Linked DNA regions of Homo sapiens: region 1 is linked to region 2. A link is a loop called in an ENCODE intact Hi-C map of the cell type or tissue named here. Cell type or tissue: tibial artery. All regions are shown on one strand. Region 1 overlaps SLC60A1 (solute carrier family 60 member 1). Region 2 overlaps RAB7B (RAB7B, member RAS oncogene family).

Region 1 (2,500 bases), 400 kb before region 2:
ATAGCACGGCCAACACCACCTCCCGAGGCCACCTGTTCCATGTCTCCAGGGTGCTGGGCCAGCACCACGTAGATGCCAAGCCTTGGTCCAACCAGACGTTCCCAGGGCTGACTCCAAAGGACGGGGCAGGGACCCGAGTGTCCTATGCCTTCTGGATCATGGCCCTCATCAATGTGAGTGTCCCTGGGGTGGGCCAGGTAGGGAGCTAGTGGACAGTCCACACATCCCAGTCCACCCCACACCCAGTGAAGATTCTTCAGATGCTGAGAAACGTGCTGGGGCTGAGGTGTGCATCCCAGAGGCAGGAGGATGGGAGGACAAACCCTCCCCGGGATCCCCTGCACTACTCCACCATCCTTCAGCGACCTGTGATTGCAGTTCTCAAGGAGGGTAAAACAGTGAGCTGAGCACAGTGAAAATCAGGGTCAACTTTCGAATTATCTGAGGTTCTGTGGGAAACTAGTTTTTTCCTCCAAGGCCAGATGAAGTGGACCCTGGACAGACCCCGGCAGGAAGTGGAAGGTTTTTCTCTGGGTCCCTTCATCAATGGTGGGATTCTCCTGTGCCCTCCTGTCAGGGGCTCCTGTGGAGGCTAGGAGACAGACAAGATGACCTCTGAAGGGCCCTGCCTGCCAAGGCAGCCTATGGTGGGAACAGCGAGAGACCACTTCACCCCGTGACTGCGTCACATACCGAGGCCCGCTTTGTACACCCCTGCCAAGTCAGCACTGACTCTGGCCTCCAGCTGGAAACCTCCTCTGGTGCTCTGCAAACCCAAGTTGGGATCTCTCACGTTAGCCCAGACTGGAGCCAGAGTGTCAGGTGGGGAGACCCCCTACCCCCATCCACCTGGGTTGGGGAGGACTGTCGGGAACACCAGAGCATCCCTGGCTCCTGGGCCGGGGGTGGGGAGCATTACAGTGGCCACTGTCTTGGCTGTGGGATGGAGGCACCATGCTGCTTGTCATGGTGGCTTAGAGCCTCTCTTTGCAGTAGGTGGACTTCTCAGCTCTCCTGGGGCAGGTGGGCTGGACTCAGGCACTAGAGCAGCTGCCCAGCTGCTGCTGAGCCTCAGAATATGCCACACACATAGCACTGAAAGGAGCCTTTGAGACCACCATTCCAGTGAGCAGCAGGGCAAGGGTGGGGGTGTCATGCCATCACCAGCTCAAAGCCCTGACAAGGGACTGATAGGAGGCTGAGCCCGGCTGGAAGCCCTGACCCTCAGCATAGACCATCTACCTGCTGCCCCCTCATCACCAGTCCTTTTCCTTCCTTTCCTTTGTAGATTTCCTTTCCCTGGCCCGAATCTCCTCTGGGGGCTCTCATAAACCCACCCTCTCCGTCTGCTCCTTCCCTTTTCAGCCCATGCCCATCCATTGTTTTGGAAAGAATGCGGCTTTGGGCCCGTTCCTTCCAGGAGAGACCTGCGAAGGAAAGGAGCAGTGTCAGTAGAACCTCTAGGCTGAGACTCCCAGACCAGGAAGCCGGAAGGTCCGGCTTAAGCCCGAGGTTTGTTCTCTCTTGCCCCATGAAGTGCAGGCTGGAGGGACTTTGTTTGCTGCAGGATTTCCGGACTTTTTCTATTGGTTTGTGTCTGAAAATAAACAGTCCAGCACGGAGGAAGATGGGCTGTGCATGTACTCATGTGGGTGCACACGCACACACACATGTGCACCCCACCTGCCCTTCTCTGACTTTTAAGGTGGGGCTGCCTTCCCTGAATGGAATTCTTATAAAATTGGGTGTGTTCCTGCCAGCAATGCCAGCCAATCCTCTGTGAAGCCCTTCCCAGCACCCACCTCCCTGGAAAGCCCCACCTGAGCGATCACGCCTCTTGTACAGCTGTTTCCACTTGGCCTTCACTCAGGCACTCTGCCACTACAGGCCTCTGTGGGTGGGTTTCCTGTTTCCCCCCTCACACTGGAGGAAGGGCTGTGTCTCCCCCATTAGGGCTCAGCAGGGGCTGTTCTCTCCCCACTCAGGCCTGACTGCCAGGGGCCATGTCTGACCTTGACTTCTTTTTGAGTGTGCAGAAAGGCTCCCAAGGTCACCATAGGGAGGTGCCAACACAGGGGTGGTTTTTGTCTTTCACTCCTGTTAGGTGACTTGAGGAAATACTGGTGAGAGCCAGCCTGCCTCCAGGGGCAGGGAAGGGCTCCCCCAGAACACCACCAGGCAGGGGCTGGCAGTCTGCCAGCCTTCCATCTCTATCCTATGCCTCTCCCGTGGGCCAGGAAGAGCCCAATAGCTGGGCGCTCTCACCAGCCTCTGGGAGACATCTGCAGCTCCCTGGGCTTCCTGTCTTTCCTAAGTGAAAGGAACTGGGCTGAAGTTGCAGCAAGAAGGACAATAGTTAGACTTGATGCGGTACTTCCTGGCAACCAGGGTGGTGAGACACAAGCAGGGGCCCCTGAGGGAGGTGGTGGAGGCTTCCCCAGGCAACCTCAGAAGCAGGAGCCATTTCCCACTGCTCTGAAGGAGTTCCGATTTAGCATAA
Region 2 (2,500 bases):
CATTCTGTCCTGGCTCCTGAGTCTGAAGAAGGTGCAAAATGTGTGGTTTGGAACTCCTATTGAATCTGAGCGTGGCTCTGCCTCTTGCAGACTCAGAATCTTTTCCATTCTAGCTTCAGTGTGTCTGAGACTCATTGTTTGCTAAGGATTGATTCCATGAATGAGTGACCTGCCCTCAGTGGGGCCCATCCTTGATCGTAGGCTCTGTTGTTGCTGTCTTGAAACTCAATAATGTCTGAACAAGAGACCCGGATCTCCATTTTGCACCGGGTTCTGTAAATTATGTAGCCAGTCTCAGTTCACTTTTAGTTGTCTGCCCTTTAGTATCTTTTTCATATCGAACCACGTAGATGTATTTTTAAAAATATAAAATCTAAGTCGCACAAAAGATAAAAACAAAGAAGGACACATTTATTATTTGTTGTGCACCTTTAGAAATGGTCCACAGGTCCACTGCAGTGCACAAGCTGCTGCATGCACACCGCACGTGACAATCCAGTCTGCCTGACTCCCAGGACAGCCTGTGTGATATGCAAAATGCCATTCCCATGAGGGCGCATCATGTTTCCCAGGAGCTCTGAAGGACACAGATAGAGCTTGTGCTCTAGGCTGCCCCCCTGTTCCCGTGCTGGCTCCATGCTGGTGTCCAGAATGAGCCAGTTCACACTCCAGTGCCACGTGGGGGGAGAAGTGGCTCCCAAACTCCCCTGCTGACCTCCCCCCGGCCCCTAGGTGTACCTTCCAAGTCAGATGACAGTCATAGGCTAACATCCCCAGCTTTGCCTGGAACTCAGGAAAGGATACTTACGGGTAGACAGAAAGATTCTGCAGTGGGCATGGACTTGGCCATTGAAGACCCTGAGAGGACATCTTGTCCACCCTCTCCAGGCTAGGCCCTGTCTGTGCTGCCTGGAGCCAGAAGAAAAAGATTCCAGCCTTGGAATCTGCAGGGAGGGAGACTCCTTGCAGTGAGCTTTCTTGCATTTCATTCTAGTATTTGCCACAGATGCTGATTTCTTGCCTGAGTCATATATATTGAAGTTTTTGCTCATTTCTTACTAGGCTTAAGAAATTGGAATTCTCTGCCTTACAAATCCCAAAGGGCTAAACATGCCTCCAAGCCCATGAACAAGCTTTGAGCATCTGAAGGACAAAACCCCAGCTCCTAAAACCTTCATGAGCATCCACTTTCTGCTCAGCCTGGAAGAGAAGGAGCACTGCTGCCCTCTGGTGGTCAGGCAGCAGAGCATCTAGGAGCCACCCAAGGGAGCTGGGTCCCCTTTGCTTTGTCTTTGGGACAGCAGCTTTGAGTATTAGGTCAATGGATGTCCTTTCACTGTTCCTGGAACATGGCAAGCTTGTTTTTGCCTCAGGGCTTTGGGTCTTGATGCTCCCTCTCCCTGGAATGTTCTTTCTCCAGCTCTCAGGTGACAGCTGCTTTCTCATTCTCTAGCCCTCAGACCAAATGCCACCTCCTCAGGGAAGCCCTCCTGGACCACTTCATCTAAAATAGCAACTCATCCCACCCCCTGTCACTCTATCCCATTACCCTGTTTCCCTTTGTTTATAGCACTTACCTGCTATTTGGAAATATCTGTCTAGAGTCTGCGTCTCTCCCTCACCAGATGTCGGCTCCAGGAGGGCAGAGTCCCTGTGTTTTGTTTGTCACTGGACTTCAATGCATCGTACATAGTAGATACGCAAAAATAAACTTGTCAAAGAAGTAAATAAATGCATATTGACAACAGCTACTGGATTTAAGCACAGCTTCTGGTCCTCAAAACCACACTGTGATACAGGGGGCAAGGCACATCTCACCCCCACAGGACAGATAAACAAATTGAGACTCAGAGATTTATGTGAGTTGCCTGAGCACCCAGCAAGGAGGAATGAGCCATGGTCCCTTGTGGCTTCTCCTGTGCTCCCTCAGTCTTCTACCCTGGAGGGAGCAGAGGGGGTCTCAGGCACGACAGCTTCTGCCAGGAGCTGAGGCGGGCCCAGCATGTGGGGTCCAGACCTTTACTCCTTAGTCTGCTCGTTGAAGGAGGCTGAGCTGTGCCATTGTCCAAAGCTTTGCTTGTGGCTGAGGGGTGTGAGGTGGGAGCGGGTGAGGAAGGTCTGTCCACAGGAGGATGTAACCAGACTCCAATCAGTGGCCGGTCTGCGGAGATGTGTGTTCTGGAGCGGGAGTGTTTGAGGGGTGGATGGGTGGGGAAAGCTGGAGCCACTGCGGAAACGGTGACTTCTGCAGGACCAGGGTTTGGCTCTGACATTCCGGGCTTCATCCAGACGCTCTCACTATACTCAGCCTGAGCCAGGGGCTGCCCTCTGACTCTGGGCCCAGCACCAGGGTCAAGGGCTCTGCCGCAGAGCTTAGGCCCCCTGCACTGTGCTTGGGCAGGCAGTGGGGCTGGAGGGGGATGGTCACCTGTTCTCAAGCCTGGGGTGACCAGGCTCGGGGCAGGCTCTGTTTCTGGGCTTCCAGAGCAGGCGTCTGGAG

Evidence for each region. A loop is a pair of places that touch in the nucleus more often than their neighbours do. Peaks named below come from ENCODE experiments on the same cell type or tissue, not always from the same donor. Only the 100,000 strongest peaks of a DNase experiment are listed, where the experiment ranks them.
Region 1: it touches region 2 in a loop (4-fold over the local background); 21 of 110 quality-filtered maps call a loop at or near these places.

Annotation. Positions count from the first base shown.
Region 1 is chr1:205,580,749-205,583,248 of GRCh38, forward strand. SLC60A1 (solute carrier family 60 member 1) reads left to right here. Exons shown (of 10, transcript NM_181644.5): 3 at 1-173. It overlaps LOC124904491 (a long non-coding RNA gene), which reads right to left. Exons shown (of 3, transcript XR_007066823.1): 3 at 172-1,427. Among named protein-coding and RNA genes, the nearest start is that of SLC60A1-AS1, 13 kb to the left of the region's middle. In tibial artery, no CTCF peak of the experiment used is centred here; a DNase peak (open chromatin) is centred at 1,193; H3K27me3 peaks cover 2,305 bases.
Region 2 is chr1:205,976,350-205,978,849 of GRCh38, forward strand. RAB7B (RAB7B, member RAS oncogene family) reads right to left here. Exons shown (of 6, transcript NM_001164522.3): 6 at 391-2,500. It overlaps SLC26A9-AS1 (SLC26A9 and RAB7B antisense RNA 1), which reads left to right. Exons shown (of 4, transcript NR_110984.1): 4 at 1-1,746. Among named protein-coding and RNA genes, the nearest start is that of RAB7B, 26 kb to the right of the region's middle. In tibial artery, a CTCF peak has its summit at 1,239 (motif pointing left); DNase peaks (open chromatin) are centred at 562, 812 and 1,242.